2 separate regions of the Homo sapiens genome follow, and region 1 is linked to region 2. The links are chromatin loops, found by intact Hi-C in ENCODE. Cell type or tissue: heart right ventricle. All regions are shown on one strand. Each heading gives the region's core, and the rest is flanking DNA. Links, peaks and the distances in the headings are about the cores only. Region 1 holds the start of LINC01634 (long intergenic non-protein coding RNA 1634). Region 2 overlaps MICAL3 (microtubule associated monooxygenase, calponin and LIM domain containing 3).

The links. Peaks named below come from ENCODE experiments on the same cell type or tissue, not always from the same donor. Only the 100,000 strongest peaks of a DNase experiment are listed, where the experiment ranks them.
Region 1: it touches region 2 in a loop (3-fold over the local background); 6 of 110 quality-filtered maps call a loop at or near these places.

Annotation. Positions count from the first base shown.
Region 1 is chr22:18,027,515-18,043,045 of GRCh38, reverse strand. LINC01634 (long intergenic non-protein coding RNA 1634) reads right to left here and starts at 13,661. Exons shown (of 2, transcript NR_024417.1): 1 at 13,492-13,661; 2 at 5,078-7,286. RefSeq lists enhancers at 13,472-13,571, 13,612-13,681. In heart right ventricle, for the core only: no CTCF peak of the experiment used is centred there; no DNase peak of the experiment used is centred there; H3K27ac peaks cover 2,122 bases.
Region 2 is chr22:17,959,098-17,974,628 of GRCh38, reverse strand. All of the region lies in intron 1 of MICAL3 (microtubule associated monooxygenase, calponin and LIM domain containing 3), which reads left to right. Among named protein-coding and RNA genes, the nearest start is that of MIR648, 14 kb to the left of the region's middle. RefSeq lists enhancers at 482-1,034, 13,174-13,890 and a silencer at 4,492-4,786. In heart right ventricle, for the core only: no CTCF peak of the experiment used is centred there; a DNase peak (open chromatin) is centred at 4,691; H3K27ac peaks cover 4,374 bases.

The sequences.
Region 1 (15,531 bases), core at 4,380-12,379, 64 kb before region 2:
GTGTGACCTGCAATGCAAGTTAAGAATGGTTTTGATATTTTTTAGATGAGTCAAAAAATCTAAAGCAGAATAAGATTTCATGATACATGAAAATTACATGGAATCCAAACTACAGTGCTTATAAATAGTTTTATTGGAGCACAGCCATGCATATTTAGTGACATTCTCTGTGGCTCCTCACACACTGCAACAAAAGGTCAAGTCATTGCGACAGACACTATGTGGCTTGAAAAACTGAAAACGTGCTGTCTCGTCTGTTACCAGAAACGTTTACTGACCCGTGCTCTAGGTGTTACTTTTCAATCCTTGGATATCTTTGGGAAAAGATACGAATCTTTTAGGAAGAAGTGTGGTTTACTAGAAACGGAACCCTTAAATAACAATGGCTTAAACAAGGTAGAGAATAATTTTTATTTTACATAAAAGAAGTCTGGAGATAAGCAGATGGAACTGATACAGTAACCCTGTGGTCATCGGGGCTGAAGCTTCTTCTGCCTTTCTCCTCTGCCATACTTACTGCATGGCTTCCATCTTTAAGATCGCCTCACAGTCACATAATCGGTGCTGGAACCCTAGTCATCACATGGTGTTCCCAGTAATAGAAAGTGGAAGAGGTCCTCTCCCTCTCCCTCTCCCTCTCCCTCTCCCCACGGTCTCCCTCTCCCTCTCTTTCCACGGTCTCCCTCTCCCTCTCTTTCCACGGTCTCGCTCTGATGCCGAGCCGAAGCTGGACTGTACTGCTGCCATCTCGGCTCACTGCAACCTCCCTGCCTGATTCTCCTGCCTCAGCGCCGCCACGCCTGACTGGTTTTCGTATTTTTTTGGTGGAGACAGGGTTTCGCTGTGTTGGCCGGGCTGGTCTCCAGCTCCTAACCGCGAGTGATCCGCCAGCCTCGGCCTCCCGAGGTGCCGGGATTGCAGACGGAGTCTGGTTCACTCAGTGCTCAATGGTACCCAGGCTGGAGTGCAATGGCGTGATCTCGGCTCGCTACAACCTCCACCTCCCAGCCGCCTGCCTTGGCCTCCCAAAGTGCCTAGAGTGCAGCCTCTGCCCGGCCGCCACCCCGTCTGGGATGTGAGGAGCCCCTCTGCCTGGCTGCCCAGTCTGGAAAGTGAGGAGCATCTCTGCCCGGCCGCCATCCCATCTAGGAAGTGAGGAGCGTCTCTGCCCGGCTGCCCATCGTCTGAAATGTGGGGAGCGCCTCTGCCCCGCCGCCCTGTCTGGGATGTGAGGAGCGCCTCTGCCCGGCCGCCCCGTCTGAGAAGTGAGGAGACCCTCCGCCCGGCAACTGCCCCGTCTGAGAAGTGAGGAGCCCCTCTGCCCGGCAGCCACCCCGTCTGGGAAGTGAGGAGCGTCTCCGCCCGGCAGCCACCCCGTCCGGGAGGGAGGTGGGGGGCTCAGCCCCCCGCCCGGCAGCCACCCCATCCGGGAGGGAGGTGGGGGGCTCAGCCCCCCGCCCGGCCAGCCGCCCCGTCCGGGAGGGAGGTGGGGGGGGCGGTCAGCCCCCTGCCTGGCCAGCCGCCCCGTCCGGGAGGTGAGGGGCGCCTCTGCCCGGCCGCCCCTACTGGGAAGTGAGGAGCCCCTCTGCCCGGCCACCACCACGTCTGGGAGGTGTACCCAAGAGCTCATTGAGAACGGGCCATGATGACAATGGCGGTTTTGTGGAATAGAAAGGGGGGAAAGGTGGGGAAAAGATTGAGAAATCGGATGGTTGCCGTGTCTGTGTAGAAAGAAGTAGACATGGGAGACTTTTCATTTTGTTCTGTACTAAGAAAAATTCTTCTGCCTTGGGATCCTGTTGATCTGTGACCTTACCCCCAACCCTGTGCTCTCTGAAACATGTGCTGTGTCCACTCAGGGTTAAATGGATTAAGGGCGGTGCAAGGTGTGCTTTGTTAAACAGATGCTTGAAGGCAGCATGCTCGTTAAGTGTCATCACCACTCCCTAATCTCAAAGTACCGAGGGACACAAACACTGCGGAAGGCCGCAGGGTCCTCTGCCTGGGAAAACCAGAGACCTTTGTTCACTTGTTTATCTGCTGACCTTCCCTCCACTATTGTCCTATGACCCTGCCAAATCCCCCTCTGCGAGAAACACCCAAGAATGATCAATAAAAATAATAAATAAAATAAAATAAAATAAAATAAAGAAAGTAGAAGAGGTGGCCGGGCACAGTGGCTCACGCCCGTAATCCCAGCACTTTGGGAGGCCAAGGTGGGCGGATCACAAGGTCAGGAGATCGAGACCATCCTGGCTAACACGGTGAAACCCCGTCTCTACTAAAAATACAAAAAATTATTCGGGTGTGGTGGCAGGCACCTGTAGTCCCAGCTACACGGGAGGCTGAGGCAGGAGAATGGCATGAACCCGGGAGGCGGAGCTTGCAGTGAGCCAAGACCACACCACTGCACCCCAGTCAGGGCAACAGAGCGAGACTCCGACTCAAAAAAAAAAAAAGAAAGAAAAAGAAAAAAGAAAGTAGAAGAGGTTAGGATAAAAGAGTGCCAGCTTAACTAACTCCCATTAAACAGCTTCCCCGGAAGTTCTACCCAAATATTTCTTCTTACATCTAATTGGCCACCTTCACTTGCAAAAGAGGCTGAGATATGTAGTTTTATGGCTGAGAACATTGCCACCCAGATAATGCCAGGGTTCTGTTAGTGAGGCAAGAGGAGAAAGTAGATAAAGGTTAGGCAACTGGCAATCTCTGCCCTAGGAACAAGTGGCCTTTCCGTATCCTTTTCAATATATGCTGCATACTAGTTTCTCATAAATGTAAGAGTTATTTTTTCAAGCACTATTTTTCTTGTTTGTTTGTTTTTTGGTGGGGACAGGGTCTCGCTCTGTCACCCAGGCTGGAGTGCAGTGGCATGATCTTGGCTCACTGCAACCTCCACCTCCCAGGTTCAAGCGATTCTCCTGCCTCAGCCTCCCAGGTAGCTGGAACTCCCAGGCTGGTAGCCACCACGCCTGGCTAATTTTTGTATTTTTAGTAGAGATGGGGTTTCACCATGTTGGCCAGGCTGATCTCAAACTCCTGACTTCAGGTGATCTGCCCGCTTCGGCCTCCTAAAGTGCTGGGATTACAGGTGTGAGCCACTCTACCCGGCCACTATTTTGTTGTTGTTGTTTGAGATGGAGTCTTGCTCTGTTGCCCAGGCTGGAGTGCAGTGGCACGATCTCAATTCACTGCAACCTTCACCTCCCAGGTTCAAGAGATTCTCCTGCCTCAGCCTCCCAAGTAGCTGGGATTACAGGCGCCCGCCACCACACCTGGCTAATTTTTGTATTTTTAGTAGAGACGGCGTTTCGCCACATTGGCCATTCTGGTCTTGAACTCCTGACCTCAGGTGATCTGTCTGCCTCGGCCTCCCAAAGTACTGGGATTAAAGGCGTGGGCCACCATGCCCAGCCTCTTGCTCCCTCTTTCAACAGGTTTCCTTTTTTCCCACGTCTCCTCTTCCCTAATACCTTGGCATCATGAAGGCTGGAGAGTCACAGCAACCTCTTTCCTAGTTGTCTTGCGTCTAATCCTGTGCTCTTTTTGTTTTATTAACTTTTGTGCTTGGGCCATTTTTTCTTTAGTTTCTTTGTGCCAATAATTATGTAATTACATGAACGGTGACATAATTCTATTCAACAGTACATATTAATGTTCCAGGGACCAGGTACCAAAAAAACACAAAGCTGTTAACAAGAACATCAAACAAACGTGTGGGCTGGGTGCACTGGCTCATGCCTGTAATTCCAACACTTTGGGAGGCCAAGTCAGGAGAATTGCCTGAGCCCAGGAGTCCAAGACCAGCCTGGGCAACATAGCGAGACCTCATCTCTACAAAAAAAAGAATTATCTAGCTAAGCCGGGAGCGGGGGCTCACACCTGTAATCCCAGCACTTTGGGAGGCTGAGTCAGGCGGATCACAAGGTCAGGAGATCAAGACCATCCTGGTTAACACGGTGAAACCCCATCTCTACTAAAAATACAAAAAATTAGCCGGGCATGGTGGCGGGCGCCTATAGTCCCAGCTACTTGGGAGGCTGACGCAGGAGAATGAGATGTGAACCCAGGAGGTAGAGCTTGCAGTGAGCCGAGATCACGCCACTGCACTCCAGCCTGGGCAACAGAGCGAGACTCTGTCTCAAAAAAAAAAAATTAATTTGGTTATTGGTGTTGGCAGGTGCCTGTAGTCACAGGTACATGGGAGGCTGAGGTGGGAGGATTGATCGCTTGAGCCCAGGAGGTAGAGGCTGCAGTGAGCCAACATTGCACCACTGCACTCCAGCCTGGGCAACAGAGTGAGACCCTGTCTACAACACACACACACACACACACACACACACACACACACACACACACAGAAAATGTGTGGCTTGGCCTTAGTCTCTGTCATTTTTTTTTTTTTTTTTTTTTAGATGGAGTCTTGCTCTGTCACCAGGCTGGAATGCAGTGGTGCAATCTCAGCTCACTGCAATCTTCACCTCCCCATTTCAAGCGATTCTCCTGCCTCAGCCTCCTGAATAGCTGGGACTATAGGCACGCACCACCACACCCAGCTAATTTTTGTATTTTTAATAGAGACAGGGTTTCACCATGTTGGCCAGGATGGTCTCAATCTCTTGACCTCGTGATCCACCTGCCTCAGCCTCCCAAAGTGCTGGGATTACTGGCATGAGCCACCTCACCCAGCCCACTTTTCTTAACTCTTTCTAAGTTGATATGTGCTAGGCCAGGCACAGTGGCTCACGCCTGTAATCTCAGCACTTTGGGAGGCCAAGGTGGGAGGATCACTTGAGCCTAGGAATTTGAGACCAGCCTGGCCAACATAGCAAGACCTCATCTCTATAAAAAATTTAAAAATTAGCCTGTGGTGGCACACACCTGCTACCTCAGCCTACTAGGTCCCAGCTACTCAGGAGGCTGAAGCGGGAGGATCACTTGAGCCTGGGAAGTAGAGGCTGCAGTGAGCCAGAGATTGTGCTACTGCACCCCAGCCTGGGTGACAGAGCAAGACCCTGTCTCAAAAAAAAAAAAAGTTTATATGTGCTTAAAAGAACCAAGCCTTTTATTGAATATTGAAGATTCACCAAGGGTTTTATTTGATCATGGTAATATAATTATAAAATCATTATTAATAAGCCATAAAATGTACAAAAGCATATCCAGTGAAAAATAAGTCTCCTTTCCATTTCTGTCCCCCGCCACCAGCTCTCCTACCCAAGATAACCACTTCTTGAGTATTCTCAAAGACGGTCTATGCCTTTCCAAGTCCACGTACATATGTATGCACACGTGCCTGTTTGACGTTTTCCAGCAGAAGTGGTAGCGTATCATACACACTGTTCTGCATCTGCTGTTCCCATTTAGCAGTATGTCTCAGGGATTATCTGCCTATAGCCAGATCTACCCAAAGCTCAGATCGGACCATGAGAAACCAATGAGCAAAATGTGGAATATATACACAATGGAATATTATTTGGGAATATTCTAATAATACTAGAGAAAGAATGAAAGTCAGCCTGCCATGGTGGTTCATGCCTGTAATGCCAGCACTTCGGGAGGCCGAGGCAGGTGGATCACCTGAGGTCAGGAGTTCAAGACCAGCCTGGCCAACAGGGTGAAACCCCATCTCTACTAAAAATATGAAGTTAGCCTGGTGTGGTGGCGCATGCCAATAATCCCAGCTTCTTGGGAGGCTGAGGCAGGAGAATCGCTTGAACATGGGAGGCAGAGGTTGCAGTGAGCTGAGATCATGCCACTGTACTCCAGCCTGGGTGATAAGAATGAGACTCTGTCTCAAAAACAAACAAAACAAAACAAAAAGAACAGTGATTAGTGTCTTGGTAGGCCCAAGCAAGGAGATGATGATGGCTTGTACCAGATCGGTGATGTGAAGTTCAAGAAAAGTGGGCAAATTAGAGATGTATCTTGGAGGCAAAATAGACAGGAGACTGGAGGCTGGCATAGAGATAGAATGCTGCCCAGAGTCTCTAGTTTTTACATCTGGGTGGGTGGTGGGCCATTCCCTGGGGGAAAATTAAGTTCCTGGGACTTGGGAGTCAGGACCCTTCTTGGGTTTTAGTCCCAGCACTGTTTCTGTCTCTGGGAGTCAGGCAGGTGACTTCCCCTCTGTGGGTCTCCTCACCTGATGAGTAGGTAAACTAATTCCTTTCTGAAGTCCCTTCCAATAAAATGGCTCTACAAACTACTAGACCTTGACATGTCAGTGAATATTCGTTTCTGAGGCTAGTTTTTTCCATAGCACTAACTGAGATGTGCTGTGGGCTTTGAATGGGAAAGGGGGACGCAGGGGAGGAGGAAATTTGAGAGGGTAGGGTCCTAGGAGCCTGAAGGTGGTCAGAGCAAGCAGAGATAGGGAAGCAGTGCCACCAAGAGAGACACACAGAAGTGGACACCAAAGGGTGCACAAAAGCTATTCCTGCATCCCAGGCCAGCCAAGGGACAGCCCTCCCATAGAGAGAAGGGTACAAGGGAGGAATTTTGACAACGATTAATCAGTTTCAGTGGGAGAGAAAACCTAAAATACAGCCAGGAAGAAAAAAACTCAGTAGCATGATCCAAATCTGATGGGATTTCATAAGATCTCCCTCTAATCCACTTCCTTTGCTTCATAATTGATTTCGGTTTTAGCCAAAGCAAGCTTCTCAAAGTTAGGCTTTTATCCCCGATCTTGTGCCTGGCATTTGCTCCGGGGGTCTTGTAGCCCCAGTGAAAATGTGAGTTCCCAGGAGGATGAGCCTCATACTTATTTTCTTTTACATCCTTGTATTGTATCCATAACAGAAGCACCATAAATGTTTACTGATACCTCACATCTAGAAAAGTTGCTGCCGAAAAGTCATGCCTTGACCTGGACTTCATGCCTTTGTCTCATAAGTACAGCGATTTGTCACTCCATACTGGACAGAGCTTGGGGGGAAACCGAGGTCTTCTCTGTGGAATGTGAGGTCTTCTGGTCTGTCGCAGGCCCAGGCTTCCCTAAGGTGGAATAAGAAAGGAAGGGCTTCATGTTTCAGAGGGAGAGAGCAGCCGGTGATGCAACTGCTGAGTGACGTCCCAAGGTAACAGAGAGGAGACGGGCTGTGAGCTGCCCTCACCCTGGCCCACTGCCAGTGGCCACCAGAGCAGGGAGTGCCCATAGTGTTGGCCAATCAGACGAGGACTGCAGAACAGGAGAAATGGGAACTGTGGTCCTGAAAACCTGTGCTTTCTCGGCCCGATGAAATGCAGAGTTATGTGATAGCATGCTTCTGACTTTCAATATTCTGAAAAACAACCCAGCAAACATATGTGTATACACATATACAGGAAAGCCTGTACATCTATATGCTTTTACATATGTATATGTATAGCAGAGATCTGCTTGCTCAGGAAATGTACCCATGGATGTGTATGTTGTGATTGATACACACACAGGAATATCCATCTGAGGAGGCTGTGTGCATGTGCCCAGATATATAGAGGGAGGGGCTTTGAGCTGAGCCTGGTCCCAGGTGCCCCTTGCTTGTGTTTCTGGGCAAGGATCGAGCCGAGTGCAGTGAACACGCTCTCTTATTTATTTATTTATTTATTTATTTATTTTGAGATGGAGTCTCACTCTGTCGCCCAGGCTGGAGTGCAGTGGTGCGATCTCGGCTCACTGCAAGCTCCGCCTCCCAGGTTCATGCCATTCTCCTGCCTCAGCCTCCCGAGTAGCTGGGACTACAGGTGCCCGCCACCATGCCCGGCTAATTTTTTTTTTGTATTTTTAGTAGAGACGGGGTTTCACCGTGTTATCCAGGATGGTCCCGATCTCCTGGCCTCGTGATCCACCCTCCTTGGCCTCCCAAAGTGCTGGGATTACAGGTGTGAGCCACTGCGCCCGGCCGTGAACATGCTCTCCTGCTGCGGGCCTCCAACTGCCTGAGGACGCCAGCTGTAACCTTGCCATTCTTCAGCCTTCCCCAAGGCCCTCACCTGCTGATGCAGGAAGTGAACCCCATTAACTGCTGCCTGATTAGCAAGGCTGAGCAGGTGTCTGCCTCCCGAAGAGGGAGCCAGGCTGGGAGCACCCCACAGATAGGTCTGCAGGAGAAAGGGCTACCAGGGGAGCCCCGCCACGGGGGCACCCTTCACTCTCACCCCACAAGCTTCTCCTTTCCATCAGTAGATATTTGACTCAGTAGATTTGAGACATGATTCCTGCTCTTCTTCACTCCACACATTCTTTGCCCACTTCCATTCTGTCTAACTCAAATTCTCTGCTTCAGCCAAATTAGCCTGCTCATGGTTTCCTGAATATAGCTGGAGATTTCCTGCCCCCCCAGGGCTTTGCCTGCTCCGTCGTCTTCTACCCTGGAATGTGCCTCTCCACCAGGTGTTCCACCACCCGCCCCAACAACGCCCCCCACTACCCCCCCTCCACCCGCCTCCCGCCACTTCCAAACACTACCTACAAGAAGCCTTCCCTGACCACCCAACTGAGTGTGCTCTCCCTGCGCAGAACCCTCTCTTAGGTTGGCCATCTGGTACTGGCATTTAGGGTTAGCTTTCTGTGGGCATGAGATTACAGACTTGGTGTTCTCATCAGATACTCTGGTGTGCCTGACCAGAGGCCCCTCTCCAGCCTTCTTTTAAGGCCTTTTAAGTGTCCAGAGTGTTCTAACCCGTCACCCCCAGTTTCTGTGACATTGCCCTTCAAACATGGCACAGACATAATGAGATGATCAAACAAAACACCGTTACTAACCGCACACAGCACATGGTCAATGTGCAACCCCTGCCTTAAACCAAATAGTAACCAATTAAGAGTTTGTGTTCTTATTTGGGTATCTCAGGATGACTGGAAGTCTTTATTTATTGAGTTCTTTACTCCAAGCACTAAGCCTTCTTGATAATCCACTCTGGAAAATCATTTCAGGGGCCCATTTTTGCTGGTTTGGTTTGGTTTTTGCTTTTCTTGGCCTACAAAATTACCTCTAGGAGTGGGTGAATATTAATCTAGGACCCAAGACCCTAAGCTCTGACCTTAGCTACCCATTATGCTGAACTACAAGGATTGACTGGCCAGTTTGGGAATGATTTGAACTGTCTGCACTGTTCTCTTTTGAGCTCCCTGTTTTGTTTTGTTTTTTTCCCTGAAACATCTCTCTAGAGGTTGGCTTGGGTAACAGCAGCATGCTCACTGCTGGAATTCTTGTCCCAGACTCAGTAAGCAGACAGCATTCACCAAGTATGAAGTTTCTGATACCCAAATGTAGTCTTTCCCTCTGTAAGCCAAAATTGTCTGCTTGGGAATCTGAATCAGAAAGTCCTTGGGGGATGTGGAGACTGGAGCGATTCCCAAGTCTGCCACGGGACATAGCTTTCCATGTGGACAGTGATACTGAAGGCTGTGGGGTGGACAAGCAGGAATCCTCCCTCCTGGAAACTTTCAGTTCCTCCAGCCAGTCCAAGGCTAGATTGGGGGTCACTAGAAATTTCTGAGCAGCCCAGGATAGGAAGCCCAGTCTCTAGGGGGACCCTGTCAAAGCCTAGCATCCTTGGCATCTGTTAGATCTGTCTCGGCCTCCAGCTTTGCTTGAGATCACCTTTTGCTTCAAGCTGACTCGATTGCCTGCTGGTCAGCTCTGCCTGGGGCCATCCACTATGGTGACCACATTGGTCTCCTTCAGCCAGCCTTAAATTCTGTCTGGTTCTGTTCCTTGATTGTGATGAGCGTGCAGGTGCTTGCCTCTTCCATACCTCACACACATTACCTGCAAATTTGCACTGCACCTCCCAACCACAGCCCCCTGCCTGCCTGGGACAGAACGTGAGATGGAAGGTGAGAAAAAAAAAATCAAAGCTCTCCGTCTTACTATTTACAAACTGTTCTGGTCAAAAATTGAGTAGAGGAACAAACTGATGAAACTATTCTTTTTTTTTTACTAAAATAAATAGAAATTTCTAATAATCCTTTACATTCTCATAGTATGATCAAGAGTTTACAGAGTGTTGTCATATGCATTGCCATGTAATCCTCACACATGCCCCCATAAAATGGGGGAAAACGGATATTACTATTCCCATTTGACAGATAAGGAAATATGTGCTTTAGAGAAGTCTATTAATTTGCTCAACGTCATGCAATTAATAAATGATACTGCTGGAAATGAAATGCAGGCCTTCTTCTTCTAGGTCTAAAGACATTTTTGAAATACCTCTGGTGTTCACTTATCCTTACTCTTCCTGCCATCCTGTACCAGGGCCAGATCAGAAGTGAATGATCTGAATGCTCTCTGTGTGATCTAAGTGTGGCCTCCATCTGGCTTTTGTCTCGGCAGATTGGGCTAAGTCCAGGGAGGAGCGCTGGCTGTTTCCAGGCATGCGGGCTCATTATGTCCAGGTGGAGGAGAGTAATGACTTACTCACTTTCTTACTCACTTACTCAGTTACTTACTCGGCTTCAAGCCAAGGAGCCTCTCCCAATTCTTCAGCCCCAAGGGGCCTCCTACAGTAAAGAACCCTCACTGGTATAGGGATTTATGCCACTGAGACAATGTCTTTGGTGCCAGTGACTCTGCTGGTTAGAATGAAGGAAAGGGACTGACTCCTGGCTGTGTGGAAACCACAGAAAAGAGGACGAGGTTCCCGTGGGCACATCCTCTGCTTCTTCCTACCCTTGGGCTTAGCTGTGTCTAACAGAAACAGCAGCAAGGGATGCCAAGCACAGACCTGTCCCCGTTCTACGGCCTGGACAAAGCCATAGGCAGGGTTTGGTCTTAGCCCTATCTCCACCCAAGGTGAGATGTCATCATCAGAAAACTCCTATTGGGCATCTACCTGCAGCTCGCAGGACAGCAGTGATTTCTGCAACACCATGCCCTCCAGCAGCAACTCAGGCCCCCTGGTTTTGCAATATCGTGGTGGTAGTTCTAAGTATCCCTGGGGTGGGGTAAAGGGACAGGAAGTGTTGTTGATACATTCTCAATGCTAAATGTATCAAACTTCACACCGATTTAAAAATAAACATATACCATCTGGCATTTTTAGGAAAATGAAGAAGGGATGGGTTTGGGGAGGATGAATTGCTAAGTGGCACAAAAACAGGCTATTACCACTCCAGATAGATGTGAGTCACTCGGAGGAGCTCAGTCTTGTGTCTTTCATTCCAAACCCCTGAGCCAAGCAGACCTGGTAGCAGAGCTGGAGGGTGGCCAAGCCCAGGAAGCCACGCTGGGGGCAGGAAATACAGCAGGGTAGTTTTTAGCTGGTATCCAGGGAACAGAGCGGGTGATGGAAAGAGGAGAGGCAGAGGAAACCCATTACCACCTGGTGTCTTGCTACTAGGAAGATGGAATTCACTTCAGATTTTGGTCCGTTGGTGACTTGATTAACTACACATTGAAGGTAGACAGCTTACTGAGAGACAGAGGGGGTAGTGGGTGAGGACCATAAACTCTGGAGTTGGTAGGATGAAATGAGTAAATATATATAAATCACCTAGAACAGTGCTTAATGTTCTAAGTAAAATACTAATGTTGGTTATTGCTACTACTGAGTACAATGAAGAGCTGCAGTGGAAAGTCAGGGTGCTAGAGTGGCAATAATATGCAACACAGCTGGGTGCCGTGGCTCATGCCTATAATTCCAGCACTTTGGGAGGCCGAGGTGGGTGGATCACCTGAGGTCGGGAGTTTGAGACCAGCCTGGCCAACATGGTGAAACCCCGTCTCTACTAAAAATACAAAAATTAGCTGGGCGTGGTGGCACCCACCTCTAGTTCCAGCTACTTGGGAGGCTGAGGCAGAAGAATCAATGGAACCTGGGAGGCAGAGGTTGCAGTGAGCCAAGATGGCGCCATTGCACTCCAGCCTGGCTGCAAGAGCCAAACTCCATCTCAAAAAAAAAAAAAATGCAACACAAATGCATTTAAGACAGAAACCTGTTCTGCAAAGAGGAAGAGGTACCAGTAGATGCAATTATGGCAGCCTGGGGCTTTCTATAGGCCAAGTTTAGGCTACCTCATTGGAATAATATAATGTAGTTTCAGAACTGTGACTTCCGGCTTCAGCAGGCTGGAAGAAATCCATCTCCCATTAATCTTTCTATCAGACTCCAGGAAAAAAATAAAGCAAAAATATTTTCCTATTTCATCTTTAAGAAAGTCAAATTATTCAAGACACACTGAGCACCTATCTGCATAAAATAGTCTAATGATGATAGGAGTTAAAATGAAGTAAAAGATTTGTTCCCTGCTGTTAAGGATCTTATAATCCCTTTGGGAAGACAAGGTCAATACTGATACAGATGAAAGTATAATCTTCTTCTTCTTGAACAGTAAGAATCTATAACTTCACACATTTCTCTCTTTGCCCAGACTTTGAGCAAAGCTTATATTTAAATTCAGTGCCCAAATTCTGAAGCAACTCACTTTTTCTCAGGAGTCCTTCTGGATTCAATTATTTATTTACTTTTGAGATCTGGTTATGAGACTGGCTAATTTTTTGGTAGAGACGGGGTTTTGCCATGTTGCCAGATTGGTCTTGAACTCCTGGGCTCAAGCAATCTATCTGCCTCGGCCTCACAAAGTGCTGGGATTACAGGTGTGAGCCACTGTGTCTGGCCTGGATTCAATTTTTTATTACGAGTTTTATTTGTTTCTTTTTTAAGATACATATTCTAATGACAAATCATTTGAATCGTTTTGGGAATCAGAAGGTCAAAAGCACTAAAACCTTTTCTACTGGCATGAACTAGCAGTACAAGAAAAATAACCTGACTGGGCATGGTGGCTCACACCTGGAATCCCAGCACTTTGGGAGGCCAAGGTGGGTGGTTTGCTTGAGCCCAGGAGTTCGAGAGCAGCCTGGGCAATATTGTGAGACTCTGTCTCTACAAAATACACACACACACACACACACACACACACCACACATTAGCCAGGTGTGGCGTCATGTGCCTGTAGTCCCAGCTACCCAGGGAGCTGAGGTGAGAGCTCTAGGCTGCAATGAGCTGTGATTATACCACTGCACTCCAGTCTGGGCAACAGAGTGAGACTTTGTGAAAGAAAGAAAGAGAGAAAGAAGAGAGAAAGAAAAAAGAAAGAAAAGAGACAGAAGAAAAATGAGAAAAAAAGAAGAAAAAAGAAAGAAGAAAGAAGAGAGAAAGAAGAAAGAAAGAAAAAGAAAGAAGAAAGAAAAAAGAAAGAAAGAAAAGAAAAAGAAAGGAAGGAAGGAATAAAGAAAGAAAGATCCATGATGAAGACTCACAGAATCTTTGAGTTAAAGGGAACTTGGAAGTCATGGAGTCAACTCCTGTCCCAAAGTAGATATCCTATAAGCTCTCAGATGCTTGGATCCCAGCATTTCCCTAAGCAGACTTCCAGACCATTCTGTGGTGAGTCCGCAATTTTGGAAAATTCTTTGAACAGAAATCTATCTCCCATTCATCCTTATCCCTAATGATCCTCCTTCTGCCCTGCGGAGTGACATAGAACAAGCCACGTACCTCTTCTTCATTGGCAGCCATTCCTATACATAAAGTCAATAATCATGTTCTTCAGAAGACTCCAGGCTAGACATGCTCAACTGCAGTGGCCCCTCATCCTGCTGAGCAGTGCCCAAGGCCTGCAGCCTCCTCCTCTGGTGGATGAACTCTAGTTTATCAAGGTCCCTCCTGGAACCTTGTGCTACAGAGTGGTATAAATATGACCTGGCCAGCACCAAGATTCCTGGGCCAGTTACTCCGTGAAACATCAGGTTACTCTCTGTCTACTAATATAGCTCTGAGGTTTCATTAGCTGTTTCACCAGCTGCTTCCCACGTGGGGCTCTTACTGAACCTGTTGGTTGACTTAACTCCCTATCTTCTGTTTCACATGCACAAGTCAGGCCTCTACTGTGCAATATATATTTTCAACCAAAAGTGCAGGCCATTATATTTATTCATGCTAAATCTGAACTTAGTGGTTTTAGTCTATCAAAAACTCTAGGAAGACCTTTCTTTCTCTTTTAGAGACAGGCTCCCACTCCATTGCCCAGGCTGGAGTGCAGTGATGCAATCATAGCTCAATGTAGCCTCAAACTCCTAGGCTTAAGGGGTCCACTCTTGTGCACCACCACACCTGGCTAATTTCTATTTTTTTTTCCTAGAGACAGGGTCTTGAGCTGGGAGTCCTAGTGCACACCTGTAATCCTAGCTACTCGGGAGGCTGAGGTGAGAGGATCCCTTGAGCCAGGAGTTCAAGGCTGCAGAGCTATGATTGCACCACTGCACTCCACTCCAGCCTGGATGACAGAATGAGACCCTGACTCTTTAAAAAAGTAAAATAAAATAACAGGTTCTCGCTATGTCACCCAGGCTGATCAAACTGCTAATCTTAAGGGATCCTTCTGCCTCAGCCTCCGGAGTAGCTGGGATTACAAGCTCATTCTTAATGTTTATCCTGTCAACTATAGATTATAACTAAATTTTCATCTATTTTTGATTAGCTAGCTATGGTAGCTTTCTGTCATTTACAAATGTAGGCAGCCTGCCTTCAGACTTCAAGATTACTAATGAGATGCAGAGTGACCTTGAACTAGACAGTTAACCTCTGTAGAGCTCTGTTTCCTCATCTGAGGAAAGCAAGGGAGCAGAGAATGACCTCGTAGGTCTCTAGGAATTTCAGTGTACCTTATGCAAATAAAATGGCCAGCTGGTAAAAGACAGGGAAGGGGAAAAAAGCATAGACTGACCCCTTTCACTCATGGTATAAAGTGGTCAAGTAAATGTTCTATGTTCAAATATATGTATTTTAACTTTAAACCTCAGGCATTGTCTTCAGGTAATTAAACTCTGTGAACAACATGGTAGATACCTTCATTCATAATTAAACATTCAATTTTTGCATAGTGCTAGTCTGTGGGGGAGAAAAGCTGCAAAATTTACAGGTATTTTGTCAATTTAATTGCAGTAAATTTGTTCCTAAATTCAGTACGTTATCTAAAACTGCTTGATGAAATATTAGTCTTTTTTTTTTTTCTGAGACAGAGTCTCACTGTGTCGCCTAGGCTGGGATGCAGTGGTGTGATCTCAGCTCACTGCAGCCTCCTCCTCCCAGGTTCAAGCAATTCTCCTGTCTCAGCCTCCCGGGTAGCTGGAACTACAGGCACACGCCACCGCACCTGGCTAATTTTTGTATTTTTAGTAGAGATGGGGTTTCACCATGTTGGCCAGGATGGTCTTGATCTCTTGACCTCGTGATCCACCCGCCTCGGCCTCCCAAAGTGCTAGGATTACAGGCATGAGCCACCGCACCCAGCCAAAGTCACTAATACAAAGTATTAGTCTTATACTCACTTTAATGCAATAGGTGCTAAACACTGTTTTCAGTATTCAGAAATTCACTCAATAAGAGAATTTATAAAAGATCTATTGCCACGTTGAATCCACTCCTATTAATTTTCCAACAGCCTTTAGCCCTAAATTTATTCAAGAGTAAAAAACCTTTTGGCCTGATCTGATTTTAGAAGGTACATTTTAAAATAGTCAAAAGGACTAGATTCCC
Region 2 (15,531 bases), core at 287-8,286:
CCTCAGCCTCCCAAGTAGCTGGAATTACAGGTGCGTGCCACCATGCCCAGCTAATTTTTTATTTTTAGTAGAGACAAGGTTTTGCCATGTTGGCCAGGCTGGTCTGGAACGCCAACCTCCACCTCCCAGGTTCAAGCAATTCTCCTCCTTTGGCCTCCCAAAGTGTTGGGATTATAGGCGTGAGCCACCACACCTGGCCTCACACAGCTCTTATAAATGTATCAGGTTTGAGTAAAACATGAAATGTGGAAATAGCAGCAGTACTAGTAATTCCCGTTTATTGAGCAACTTCTGTGTGCCAGGCCATGCAGCATAGGCTCTGCTGTACATACCATCACTTACTTCTCACAGCAGTCCCCTGAAGCCTGTTTTATCAGCACTGTTGAGGGCCAGGCCCAGGGCAGACAGCAGGGTGGTGGAGCTGGTCTTCCTCACAAAGCCCTAGGGAGCTGGGCTTTGCTCTTGACTGCCTCGTCACTTTCCTTACCTGTGTTCACCCTGGGAGCCAGAGTAACAGGAAAGTCATTCTTTGCCCTGAGCCTGGAATTTTGGCAGCTCACATAAACCATGGCCCAGAGGGAAGTATGATTTCCAGGATATAAACCATTTTTGGGTGAGTCTTCAGTCTTTTCTGTTGTGATAAATAGGAGGAGGAGCTCAGGGGACTTGTTTTTTATTTATGTATCTTAAACATTTTTAAATTTAATCTCTTTTGAGACAGCATCTCACTGTGTTGCTGGAGTGCAGTGGTGCGACCACAGCTTACTGCAGCCTCGACCTCCCAGGTGCAAATGATCCTCCCACCTCAGCCTCCCCAGTAGCTGGGACCACAAGTGCGTGCCACCATGCCTGGCTAATTTTTTGTAGAGACGGCGTCTCACCGTGTTGCCCAGGCTGGTGTCAAACTCCCGGGCTCAACTCATCTTCCTGCCTCGACCTTCCAAAGTGCAGGGATTTCAGGTGTGAGCCATCGCACTTGGCCAGCCTGTCTTTTCGAAAGGGCCCATGATTTGCCTGCGTCTAAGCCTGGCTCTGATTGGTCTCCCTTCTGCACACAGCAGACACCCAAACTCTGAACTGCCACCCCGGTTCCACAGTGGGGCTGGAAGGGGTCGGTTGTGGCCATCAGCTTCACACCCTGTGCTGCTTCCACTATCATGACCTATGTGTGGCTCCGTCCTGGGCCTCATGATGATCAAGCCGGTGTCCCAGGCCCTGTTGGGAAGGATCATATGCTCAGTTACATACCCTACAGAAGTAAGTCTCTTATCAGATTTCAGACTGGTAGAAAGTTTCTCCCATTTGGTAAGCCGTCTTTTCTGATGTCCTTTGAACTACAACATTCCCTCCCCAGGCTCCCCCCACCTTTGTTTTCCCCATGGTGAGGCTTGGCAAGTGTTGATGCCACAGGGCATGAGTGAAGAGGGTGGTAGCAGCGCCTCTGTCTGCATGCACACACCTCTCTTCTCCCTTTTCCCCCCATCTGGGTGGTGAAGGAGGCTTACTCACCCCACAGAAGAGTCAGAAGTAAAGACCCACAGCAAGTAGGCTCGGAGTCACAGGATGCTCCTTAAAGAACTGAGAACTATTGGGCATGGCTGAGGGCCCCTTGTAGCCAGAGGTGGGCAGCCCACGTGGGCCCGGCTGGGCAAGGCGCAACATGCCTGACGTGCAGGGGCCTGAGGGCAGGTCTGGGTGGGCATTGTAGGGGCTGCAGGCGCTTGGGGGCTGGCAGTGCCAAAGGCTACTTAAGCTGACGGGTCAGGTTACAGTTGCTGTGGGAACTGTGACCTTTGAATTTCCTGGCTTATGCATGGAATTTCAGTTGCACAATACTACAACAATTTGGATTATTTTTCCTCCCTTTCCTCTCCCTCCTTGGCACTTAATTTTTTATCCCAGTGAATGAGATCCATAGCTCTCTGCCCTTGCCCTTTTTCCTGGGGCAGACAGTCTTACTCACCTTCCTTCTCCTGCTGCCCCAAAGTGTGCCTGCCAGGAGACCAGCCCCGGACCCTGACCTGTGGGAATCTTCCTTCTGCCTCCAAGGCCCTGAAGATGGGGGTGAGCTGCCCGGGATGGGCTGTTGTGTGTTGTAGGCGGGCTCAACCTTTCTGTGTGCTTACCCCTCCCCGATGTGCCTTGCTGTCCCTACTCCCGTACGTCCGTTCACCTGTTGCGTGTGCCTGGTCCACCCTCCCAGGTAGCTTAGCCTGGTTCGCTCCAGATTTCAGTTTCTACTTGGAGTCCCACCCTCTTTGGGAAACCCGTTGTCACCACCTTACCTGGGAATTATTTCCCCTTCCAGTGGACCATGTGACTTGAACATTTCATCTGGTGTTTAATCAGATACTGCCTCAGGATATATATTTTCTTGTCTCAAGATTTTTTTGTTTTTTGTTTGAGATGGGATGGTCTGGTTCCTTTTTTCTACAAACCAAATTATAAAATTTGAGGGCCAAGATTTTAACAGTACCTTGCTTATTAAATAGCCACTGGTTTGTAACTGATTTGCTGAACTGAGCATGTGTTCTTAGTGTTTGCCTTGAGGAGCGCACTGGGCTTGGGAACAATGAAAGATGTAGGAAAAAGCAAGGTCCTTGCATCCAGATTCGTTAAGAGGCCTTGCCTGGCCTTGTGTGGAGTGGCCTGCCTGCCTTGCCATCCTCCTCTTCCTCTCTCACTGAGCCCTGAGCCCACTGGCCGGTGGTCCTGGAAGGCCATGTGCATTGTCGCCTGTGCCGGTGCACGTGTGCTGCTTCTGCCCCTGGAGCAAGCTCCTCCTTTCCCTGGGCATCCTCCCTCCCGGGTCGGGCTGGATACCTCTTCATTACCACCTGAAGGGCCAGGGGGCCCCTTCCGATGTTCTGTCTTAGGTTCTGCTGTTCTTTTTCTCACAGTGTGTAAGTATGGATGTATCTATATATTGACGTTTTTACACCGATGGCTGTGTCCACCACTGTCCTTCCATCTCTGGGGCACAGGAGACATAGGAGTTCTGTTCACATTCTGTGCTTAGCCCCAACACAGTGTCTGGTGCCTGTGTATGCTAGATGAATGCTAGATGTATGCTAGATGAATGCTAGATGAATGCTAGATGAATGCAGTCAATGCTAGATGAATGATGAGGTTTTTTGTTTGTTTGTTTTGACATGGAGTCTTGCACTGTCGCCCAGGCTGGAGTGCAATGGTGCGATAGCTCACTGCAACCTCCGCCTCCCGGGTTCAAGCGATTCTCCTGCTGAGGCTGAGGAGGCCTCAGCCTCCCAAGTAGCTGGGATTACAGACACACAACACCATGCCCAGCTAATTTTTTGTATTTTAGTAGAGATGGGGTTTCACCATGTTGGCCAGGCTGGTCTCAAACTCCTGACCTCAAGTGATCTGCCTGCCTCAGTCTCCCAAAGTGCTGGGATTGAAGGCATGAGCGCCCAGCCCCCCCCTTTTTTTCTGACACGGGGTCTTGCTCTGTTGCCCAAGCTGGAGTGCAGTGGTGCAATCTCAGCTCACTGCGACCTCCGCCTCTGGGGCTCAAGTGGTCTTCCCACCTCAGCCACCTGAGTAGCTGGGACTTACAGGCATATGTCACTGTGCCCAGCTAATTTTTTTGGCAGAGGCGGGGTTTTGCCGTGTTTCCCAGGCTGGTCTCGAACTCCTGAGCTCAAGCAATCTGCCCACTTCGACCTCCCAAAATGCTGGGATCACAGGTGTGTGCCACTATGCCCGGCCTCCAGAAGACTTTTTAACAGCTCACAGGGCACAGTTTAGAAAGCACTGCCTGCAAATCGGGTGGGGTGCTGAAATCAAGGACAAGATAAATATAATAGGAAAGACGTAACAGATAAAAAAATTTTCCACATTAAAAAAAAATGCTGCTCAATTAAATGGCTTGGAAAGACAGACTTAGCACCTTTTCTCACCAACCCCAATTCAAGGACCTGTTTAAGGCACCTACTGTGTGCCAGGAATATTACAGGTGTTAGAGGAGGGAACATAGGAAGTGGTGGGGAATTACTAAATTCTGCTTCTGATTTTGGATTTTTTAAAATGTATACATGATATTAGTGCTGAAACCTGACACTTCTCAGGAAGTGAGAACTAAAAAGCACAGAAGCCCATCTGCCACATAGTGAGTCGGTCACAGCCGTGACTGCAGAGTTCTGTTATCTGACTCCCAAAGGGGCCTCCAACCAGTGGGCCCTGCGGCAGATCACGAAGATCCTCTGATCATGGCCCTGCAGCTGGTCAGCCGCTCACTCAAGGACCAGTGGGCCCTGGGGCAGACCACGAACATCCTCTAAGCATGGGCCAGCAGCTGGTCAGCCGCTCACTCAAGGACAGACGGAATGGCAGATTTAGAACCTGGCGTCCATTCTCAAATCCCATTCAACAACATGGGCGGGGGACAGTGGAGGGGAAGCCATCTGTCCTCCCTTCTCACCAGGCTGAGAAAAGTGGGTGTTGAAGGTGGGACCGAGAGAAGAGCCCACAGACCCCACTCAGGGAGACTTCTCTGGGGACAGTGGCACAGAGCCTGCTAACCTGCTGGAGCGGCTGGAGCAACGGCCCAGTCCCTCTGCACACTGTGAATCCTGGCAGCCAGGGCAGAGATGTGGACCAAAGGGAAGTCTGATTACCGACTATGTGGCCTCAGAGTGCCCTTCTCCTCTGACGAGCTCCCAGTGCTTTCGTGGACGTGACCTCATGAGGCCCTCACACTCATTCCATAGGTATTTTCTCAGGCAAGTCACAGACGGCATCCCAGCACACAGGGAGAGCTGAGAGCCTCAGTTCTCTCTAAAACATGAGGAAGCATGCACCCATCCCAGGGTGTCGGCAAAGAGGCCATCCTAGACGCTGCGCTTCTCACAGCTGTTCTGGCTAGCAGCATCGGCTGCTTCTCAAAAATGATTCTGAGAGCTTAGGAAAAAGCGAATACCTCCAAAGTCCCAAAATAAGTTTCTAGAATTCCACAGAACAGAGTAACAGTCCTGCCTCACCTCCTCACAGATCAAGGGCCCATGTTGCCTTAAATCATTTCTAAGATAAACCAAAAAAGGAATAAAGGTGGCAGGGAAGAAGGAAGAAGGAAGGAAGAGAAAAAAAAGCATGTGTCTTGCCTAGAACAAAGGAGTTCTCATTTTAATCTCCAGATGGACACTGTCATTCCACAACGCCTGTCGGCTCCAGACCAACCCAAGAAGCACGATCTGCGGACAAACTGCTCATTTTACATTTCTTTCTCGTCCCTTAGAGAAAAGCACATGTATTTCTACAAGAGTCCTCATTTGGCCGGGTGCAGTGGCTCATGCCTGTAATCCCAGCACTTTGGGAGGCCGAGGCAGGTGGATCACGAGGTCAGGAGTTCAAGACCAGCCTGGCCAATATAGTGAAACCCTGTCTCTACTAAAAATACAGAAAATTAGCTGGGTGTGGTGGCGGACGCCTGTAATCCCAGCTACTCGGGAGGCTGAGGCAGAATTGCTTGAACCCGGGAGGTGGAGGTTGCAGTGAGCTGAGATCCTGCTACTGCACTCCAGCCTGGGTGACAGAGTGAGACTCCATGTCAAAAAGAAAAAAAAAAGTCTTCTGGAGAAAGTTAAAGAATGTTCTTAATAAGTCATTGAATTTTACATATTTTTGACTTTGTGTGTTGGGGGATAATTTTGTTTATAAAGTCTTTAAAAACTGACCATTTTTTGCATTGGTTAATTTACCCATGAGACCATTTATTTGTAGTTAATAAAATACAAATCTATTTAAAATGTTGAATTCATAGTTTTTGGTCACAAGGCATGTTTGAAGTTTGTCGCCCCATGCTAATCTAAAAGCGCCTAACTCCCCTCGAGCTCCTTTAGTATGCTTTCCATATATCCTACGTCAAACTGTTTGGTGGCCACATCTGTTTGAGGAAGGTGAGCTAAAGTGTGGAACCGGCCTTTCTTTCAGCGGCTCGTTGGGGCATTAGTGGTTGTGGTAATTATTATATCACTCTTTGAGTATCGGCTCTCAGTTGGACACTCTCCCAGGCATTTCAGGTTGGTTGTTTATTTGAACCTCACCTCAAAATCATTACATCCATAAGAGGCACATACTAATATATCTTTGTTTTGTGGTGGGGAAATGTAGCCTGAGGAAGCTTGCCCGAGCCAGGGTCTGGTGAGGTCTCCGGTTTGAGTCTGCGACTGTGGAGCTCTGGCGCCTCAGCTCTTCCCAGAGCAGCTCCCGGCTCCTGTGCTGCTCCCCCGTGGAGTGTCCTCACCTGTGAACACCTGCTCACCTGTGAGTGTCCCCTCAGTAGGGCGGGTCTGAGCTCTGGCAAGGTTGCTAGGCTTTTCTCCCTCCCCCAACGCTTCCACAGAGGCAGGGCTCGGCACTGGGCACGCTATCTGATTCCCCCTTTGCTCATGTGAATTCTCGCCATTTCCTCTCTTTCCTCTTCACTCTGCTGGACTTGGTCTCATCCTTCAGGATCTCCTCAGATCCACCCTTTCTTCCGTGAAACTTGCATCTATTTACCTACTTTTACAAGCATCATTTAATAATTATTTTTATTTAATTTTTAAATTTTACTCTTTTTTTTTTTTGAGACGGAGTCTCACTCTGTCATCCAGGCTGAAGTACAGGGTGCAACCTTGGCTCACTGCAACCTCCGCCTCCCAGGTTCAAGCGATTCTCCTGCCTCAGGCTTCTGAGTAGCTGGGATTACAGGTGTGCGTGACCACGCCTGGCTAATTTTTGTATTTTTAGTAGACAGGGTTTCACCATGTTGGTCAGGCTGGTCTCGAACTCCTGACCTAGTGATCTGCCCACCTCGGCCTCCCAAAGTGCTGGGATTACAGGCGTGAGCCACCACGCCCAGCCAATTTTTAGTCATTTTTACAATAGAGAAGGGGTTTCGCTGTGTTGCCCAGGCTGGTCTCAAATTCCTGGTCTCAAGTGATCTTCCCATCTTGGCCTCCCAAAGTGCTGGGATTACAGGCGTGAGCCACCACACCTGGTCCTCATTTTTATTATAATATGTACTTAAATGTATTGAACTGAATTTGTTAGAAGCCTGTCCTTAACCTTTACCTCTCTTCTGAGCTGTTGTCAGTGGGATCCCCATGCTGTAGGCATGAGTGGGTGTGTGTGGGTGTGTGTGTGTGTGTGTGTGTGTGTGTGTTTGCATGTACACTGCCCAGTGGCCAAGACTGTGAATCCATAGGGCAGATTCATCAAATATTGTCGCTTGAGTAAATGCCTTAAATATATGTGTTCTACTTTTTTTTGCAGGGTATGTAGATGCCGTTGTGATGAACAGAATACAAATGCATGGGAAAATGTTGAATTCTTAGTAGCTTTTTTATTGTTAGGCATTATTTTCAGCCAATAGGTTGTATGGAATAGCCTCTATCACATAAAGATAACAAAATCACTGATGGTGAAAACGAGTAGTTATGCCAGGATAGACCAGGGATGCTGGCCATCCTGTTCATTTGCATCTGTGCCACAGGTGTTCTGTTCTTTCAGCACGTGTTGGTTGACTGCTTAGCTGGATGGTGGCCCTTGTCCATGGAACCTCTGTCTCACCTACCCTTGATCAGTCCCATGGAGTGTGTGCACACATGGGTGCCCAGGAAGTACTTACAGATTTGACTTAGTCCTTGGATCCTATTTCCCCTGTTCCACTACCCATTCCCATCTGCTATTTCACTTTCTTGAATTCCCTCTTACTTTTCTTCCTTTGTCTAGTTCTTACAGATAACCCTAACCTCCAATAATTTTCTGTCAATTAATTGCAGCTGCTTCCTGAGTTCCAGCTGCACATTTAGCAAGGCTCAGGCTACACTGGGGGCAGATACATAATCATTGAAATAATTACTCATGGACCATTTTTGCCAGGTATCATGGAAGATGCTTTAGAAATGCATTCTGTCGTTTACTTCCTAGAAATACCCTAGACAGTTGGTACTGTCTTTATCACCATTGGCAGGGGAGTTAACTAGGAATTGGACAGCCAAGTGTGTGGCAGAGTCAGGATTAATCTCAGTCCAACTCCCAAGCCTGTGCTCTGAAGCCCTCTGCTACCCTCATCTCCTGAGGATTGGTCATGGTTCTTCCCCTGAGGAATTTTCCATTGGAGAAACAGAAACAATGCAAACAGTACTGTCTGGATATGAATAAGGATTGAATTGTTTGGAACTGCAGAGGAGTGAGGAGGTGGAGGGGCTCAGAAAGGACGAGAAGAGATGGAGGCTTTGTGAAGAAGGCAGGTCTTCTGCGGGGTTCTGGAATAAGGCTGGAGAGGGGAGGAGGAGCGCTCAGGTGTGGGGAACCACACCCAGGCCCGAGGGAGTGGAATGTGCCCACAGGCTGTGGGGCCACTTTGGAGGGCAGTTATCTCAGGGAAAGTGGGATGAAGCTGGGTGGCCAGAGTCAGGGACTGGAAATTCGATGGGAGGCATGAAGCAGTGGATGATAAGGAAACGTGTGTGGTTGTCAAGCAGGATGTGGCAGGATGAGGGTTCTGTCTGAGAATGATGAAGCTGGCAGCAGATGGCAGATCCTGCATGGCATGGAGTTACCTCCGACTCCTCTCTAGTTCATGTGTGTTGACTCTTCATTGCCTGTGTGCCCTGTGGCCCAGTATTATTTCTTCTGGTCCTGGGAACAGCTGTCTACATGGAAGTCCCACGGTGGTTGGTCCCGTGGTGGTTGGTCAGACCACCCTCGAGTGCAGTGTAGTGAAAAGGCATAGAATGTGGAGGTTGGAGACCTGGATTTTTGACTCCTGGCTTTATAGCTTACTAGTTGGACAAGTGATCTGACCTTTCTTAATTCTATTTTCCCCCTTATCTGTAACTTGCAGATAATTATAACTACTTACAGGGTGGTTTCTGGATTAAGATGATAGCAGATATCAGTAGAGAGGCTACTTAGTGTTCACGGTTCCAGGCTTCCTGGGATCAGGTGTCAGCTCTTACTGTGTGACTTGGGGCAAGTTACGTAGCCTCTCTGTCTCCTTTTTCTTGTCTATCACATGAGGCTGATCGCTGTATTAAATACTTAACTCACAGTGACAATCAGTATATCAGTAGTAAGTGATGAATACACTATAGCTGCAGTTATTCCTGGGGGCCTCATCTTCATCAGCACCATTATTTCAGTCCTTGGGATGAATGGAGTCAGTGCTTTCTCTAAGGTAGGAGACCAAAGCATGAAGACTCTCTGATGTGTGGTAAGAAATGGTCTCTAATCATTGTGTTAGTGACATGCCTTCAGGACCTCTCTTAAGCATTGAAATTATAGGCACCCTTGTGCCAGTTCCAGGGTCTTTTAGGGGTTCCGGGTATTATTGCAATCCTGTAAAAAGTCATTGCTTTCTGATACAGAAGGACTCTCGCAAGCACAGCCATTCTCAGGCACAGAAATAGTTCCCTTCCTTTTTTTTTTTTTTTTTTTTGGAGACGGGGTCTCACTGTGTTGCCCAGGCTGGTCTCAAACTCTCTTCTTTTTAAATAGAAGGGGAAGGAGGGAAAGGAGAGCAGCGGATGCATGGATTTCCTTTGGCCCAGTTTCCTCCCTCTGTCAGAGGACTTCCTACCGCAGGGAGTGGGAGACACCTGGGGGCAGGCCCGCACCTGCTCTGTGCCCTTTCAGCGATGGCGTTTCTGTTTTGGAGTGTTTGCTTTCCCCTTTTCCCAGACCTCCACCGCGCTTCAGTTTAGCAGTGCGCTTACGGTCAGCAGTGCCATGCGGCTGCTGCTTCTGAAAACCCCCAGCCCTCCTGAACCAGCCAGTGTCCCAGCTGAGCAATTCGGGGTTTTTGTTTTGCTTTGTTTTTTAAAACAAAACTCAAAATCATTGGACCTTATCCTCTGTAGTTGAAGTGAGAGTTACTTTCTGAGGACTGGCTTGTACCAGAAACCAGCTGGTTTTAAGTTGCTGCAGATCTTTAAAGGGACAGCTTATTTGTGGACCAGATTTCCCTACTCACAGAAACTTTCTGTCAGAGGGTTCTAGTGTGGAGGTGGGTTACAGATGGCAGAAATGCCCGAGTTTGATTTTAAATTTTTAATCTTCACGTAGGGTCCAAGTCCTGTGGAGCTAATCTCTGACATCCCCACCCTTGCCCTGTTAGGGTTGGTCAGTGATACATGTGGACGTGTGCTGTGTGCGCAGATAGTGACAGGACCCAAAAGCAGATCATCACATAAGAGTCAGGGCTGTTCGCTGGGGCCTGTGGCGTTGGCAGCAGTGTCCTCAGCCAGCAGCTACTGTGTACATGGCTGGGAGACGGGGCTTTGCATATTTGGCCTCAATCATATAAGGTAAGAATGTGAGGAGAGGGATGTGAGGGAAGAGCCTGGTGCTGTGGAATGCAGGGACAGAGGGCAACAGCAGGCTGGCCTTCTTCCTCTTGAGCTGAGGAGAGGCAGATTTTTTGGGTCTTGATTGGCTCTTTTCTTCATTCTTGTTAGAACACGGAATTCCAGCTCCAGTAGTAACACCATTTTGAATCCTTTGTTTGTAATGTCCTGGAGACTGAGATTAGGAAGCAAACCAACCTTTGTCTGCCTTTGGGGAAGGCCCAGAAGGAAGTCTCTCTGTTATTACCTTAATGGTACCAATTAGTTGGTAACCAATAATGGTTGTTATTGCCATTGTGTTACAAAATTTGCGAGGGTCTCAGATTGTACTGTGTATTATAAATGCAGCAAGAGTAGGGACCACGTCCTTAAAATATGTCCCCACGACCTTGTGCCTATTTGACCCTCAGCTGGTAGCCTGATGGGTAAAGCGGCTCCTTGTCTGCACCAGGGCATCTTACCTTGCAAGGCAATGATCGGCCTGTGGGATTCATGTGGGTGTGGAGTAGGAGGAGACACAGAAGCGACCCTCCTGGCTGGATCAGCATGGGTAGCTGTGTCTTCAGTGAGGCCTGACTATTATCCACTTGCGAAGTTTGTGGTGACTCCTATGGCTTATGGAGCACGTTGATGGGGTGCGGGCTCACAGGAAGAGTCTCACCTCAGTGCCAAGGGGTGTCAGAGATGCTCACTGCCCTCCTCTCCTTGGGGTTGCATGGAGGCAGGATGGCGCTTGGCCGTGGCAGGGTAAGGAACCGGCGACGGAGGCCCATCACGTGTTCACAGCTCTCCTGCGTCAGTGCTTGGGAGATAGGGACTGTCAGGTCCTTAGCCCGCATTTATGTGAAGGCAAGGGGAGCAAAATCATTGTCATTAAAGAATGGAGATGGCTGTCATTTCATCTCACGCCATGGGTGTCCCTAACAGTCTTCCTTTAAACATCCTGTGTCCAGCTTGGGCAACATGTTGAAACCCTGTCTCTACAAAAATACAGAAATTAGCCAGGCGTGATGACACATGCCTGTAGTCCCAGCTACTTGGGAGGCTGAGGTGGGAGGACCACTTGAGCCTGGGAGGCGGCGGGTGCAGCGAGCTGAGATCACCCCACTGCACTACAGTCTGGGCGACAGAGTGAGACCCGTTTCAAAAATAAGTAAGTAAATCTGTGTCTAGGAAGGTTGTAGCTGAAGTTAAATTATTGATTGGAATAGAAGTGTTTCTCGCTGGCTAGGTGTGGTGGCTCACACCTCTAATCTCAGCACTTTGGGAGGCTGAGGCAGGAAGATTGCTTGAAGGTAGGAGTTCGTGACTGCCTGGGCAACATAGTGAGACCCTGTCTCTAAAATTTTTTAAAAAAAAATTTAGCTGGGCATGGTGGTGTGCTCCTGAGGCTAAGGCAGGAGGATCCCTTGAGGCCAGGAGTTCAAAACCAACCTGGGCACCTACAGAAAAACAAGTGTTTGTCACCTTCCTGCCCTTTCACAGGATACAGATAAGAAGGGAGTAACACCAGCAGCTGGTTTTTATGCCGCCCTGTGTAGCTCATTTGCTTCATTTCTGTTCAAAGGGTCCTTGGAAATTGCTTATTCCTAGCACCTAAAACTACACCTGCCATAGTTAGTGCTCCAAATTTGTCGAATAATTTTCCCTTTTTAAATTCTGGTTCCCACTGCTGCAGTTCTAACCCATCCCCTTTTTTCTTGTGCTCGAGCACCCCTGGATGTGGCCTGGCCGCAGTTCCATCTTCCTTGATGCTACCCTCCTGGCTGCAATCAGGCGGTGCTGCTTTGAAGGCTCCTGTCCTCCTCCCAGGTCCCACACCAGCTCTCCTGCCCGGCTCTAAGAGCCCTGGGTCAGCTGCCTGCCTGTGCAGCGCTGCTTCTCTACCTCTGCCCAGCCTGCGAGTGCCTGCTGAGTGCGTGCCTCCGGTGGCACTGTGCTTCCTCTCCCTGAGCGGCCCTCTCTGTTCCTTCCCAGATCCCAGCTCTGTACCCCGACAGCCTGCCTGCCCAGTTGAGGACATGTTTGCTTGTTCGCTTTCGCACTTACGTTAGTTTTCCCCTTGAGTTCCAGGATCTTTAGCTTCTGGAGGGTTGGAATGATGTCTCGCTTTCCTCTCCCAGCAGTCGTCACACGCCATGTGATATGTGCAGTCAGCAAGCACTCGATTGACAGACCTACCCCTCTCTCCAGTCACTGGCCTTGAAAATTATCTGTAAGAAGCACTTTCCTATCTTTGCCTCATTTTGAACCCATTTTTCTGTAAGTCCTATAGTCTGTCTTAGTTTGAATGTTTAGGGAATAGGTTGTATGGATTTGCCTAGGAAAGGAAACCCCAAACAGATATTTTCAAAGGCTGATCTTGTGATACTGCACAGCCCCGCCACTTGCCCATTGGAAGGTGAGGTGGTGGTGAAGAGGAGCAACTGGAGGCAGGCAGGCCGTGGCACTGGTGGCAGCAGCAGGGTTGGGGTGGGGTGGGCCTGCCTTGGAAGGGGCGCTAACTCTAGAATGGCTAAGGGCAGGCCCAGCCCCAGAGTCGGTTAGGGGTGCAGGCCTTGTTCTCCCACCCACACCCCAAGTCTGGGCCACCTCCTGCCATGTTGGAGATATGATTGCTTCCTGAAGTGGCACCCAGGAGTGTGTGTGGGAAGGGGACTCCAGGAGCTCTGCAAAGCTGTTCTGGACCTGTTCAGGCTTGGCAAGGGGCTCTGGGAGCAGATCCCATGGGTGTGAGACTATGTGCCCCTTCGCTTAGGGAAGGACCATGGGGGTGAGAGGGTGGGGGGAAGGAGGCAGATTTGGAGACTGATGCCCTCCTGGTCAGATCTGAGGGGGAAGGGGCCTCCACTAGGTGTCTGTTGCCCGGGGCTGACGCTCCCCCAGTGAGAATGGCCGCGGGTTATTCAATCCTTTCTGCTGCCTCTAGTAGGACCCAGCGGGAAGGAGATTTATGTTTGTGCTTTTGTTAGCTTCTTTTTCATTATCTCTTCAGTTCTCAGACCAGAAATCTTTGCATTTCTTTCTGGTTCTCACACCTCATGTTTTAGCCATTAGCAGGTCCTGTGAGCCCTGCCTTCATGTTTGGCTTCTCATTACAACCTACACTGACTCCTAGGCCAGGCCACCGCCAGCCATCCTCTGGATTTTTGCAGGCACTTCCAGATTGGCTTCCCTATGCCCACCCTGGTGTCCCTAGGTGTGCTGGCAGCTGGCAACCAGGAGCCCCTGGTAACACACGGTAGCGATGTCATTCTTCCCTGCTCAGACTCCTGCAGTGGTTCCCCTCGCACCCCAGTCAATGCCAAAGCTGCCAGGTGGCCTACCAGGTCCCGCACCGTCTCGTTGCCCTGCTCACCTCATGACCCAGCACCTCCTGCTGAGCTCGTGCTCTTTCCATGCCTGGAGGACTCCCAGTGACCCCGTGCTGGCTCCTTCGGTCCTTGCTCTGCTCCTGCTCGCCTCAGAATCTCCCTGGCACAGCTTAGTGCTTCCTCTCCTCCTTCCCCACTTTGCGGGCCCCCCTGGGTCAAATCTGACCCCGGGGCGGGTGTCTGTTTCCAAATCTGCCTCCTTCCCCCCACCCTCTCACCCCCATGGTCCTTCCCTAAGCGGACGGGGACACAGTCTCACACCCACAGGATCTGTTCCCGGAGCCCCTTGCCAATCCTGAACAGGTCCAGTTCCAGAACAGTTCGCAGAGCTCCTGGAGTCTCCTTCCCACACACACTCCTGGGCGGGGTGTTCCAGGGTGCATGTTTCCTTCCCATATGCTGGGTTCGCATGTGTGGTACCTGTCCCCTCACTAGAACGAAGCTCCATGAGGACAGGAATTTTTGTTTTGTTCACTCTTCTGCCTTCAGTGCCTGGCACATAGAGTGAACAGTAAATATTTGCTGACTTCATTTATTCTGCATCCATTATGTCCTAGGACCAGGCTTCAGGACACATGCACACGCATGTACACAGAGGCCTACATACACACAGGGGAAGAGGACATGAATCGCTGACCCCCAGTGAGCTCACTGCCTAGCACGGAGCCCGTAGCAACAGTGTAGTGAGAACAGCACCCATGAAGAGATGCGGAAGCTACTGTAGGAATGGGAGTGAGCTAGCCATGCTGGGGCAGGGAGCCACAGCCGCGCTCAGCCTGGAGGGAAGATGCCTTCCGGGAACTGTGGTGCTGCTTTCTGTGCACACCTTCTCTTCCTGTGTCCCCATGAGGCTGAGAGAGAAGCCTCCTTTTGCTCATCAGTTTATCCACAGACGTTAAGTGCTCTTTGCTTACAGAGTGCACTCCTAGGCATTGGGATGCCATTGAGTCTTGAAGGTAGGGAAGGTATCATGAGCTTTTCGTCCATGTCAAATGAGTTCAGTTCCTTCAGCCTTGCCTTATAAGGTCTGTCTTCCATCCAGTTAATTTTTTTTTTCTGTACCCTTTCCATGTTTTTCCCCCCTTTATTTGCCTTTATTTTTCTGTCCCAGAAGGATTCTGTTCTTATGGGCAGGGAGAGCTATCTATTTCCCTAACCTACTTAATTCTTTACTAACAAAAACAGTCCTGACCCACTCAACCCCACCATTTTCCACACGTAGGCAGTCATCTTTGTAAACCTCCACTGGTGCTGGCTGCGTTTAGAACATACTCCATATAAAACAGGCCCTGAGGTGTGGTGGCTCATGCCTGTAATCCCAGCACTTTGGGAGGCTAAGGCAGGCAGATCACCTGAGGTCAGGAGTTTGAGACCAGCCTGGCCAACATGGTGAAACCGTGTCTCTACTAAAAATACAAAAATTAGCCGGGCCTGGTGGCAGGTGCCTGTAATCCCAGCTACTCGGGAGGCTGAGGCAGGAGAATCGCTTGAACCTGTGGGTCAGAGGTTGCAGTGAACCAAGATTGCGCCACTGCACTCCAGCCTGGGTGACAGAGCGAGACTCTGTTTCAAAAAAACCCAGGCCGATGGCTGGGCACGGTGGCTCACACCTGTAATCCCAGCACTTTGGGAGCCTGAGGTGGGTGGATCACAAGGTCAGGAGATCGAGACCATCCTGGCTAACACAGTGAAACCCCATCTCTACTAAAAATGCAAAAAATTAGCCGGGCGTGGTGGTGGGCGCCTGCAGTCTCAGCTACTCGGGAGGCTGAGGCAGGAGAATGGCGTGAACCCGGGAGGCGGAG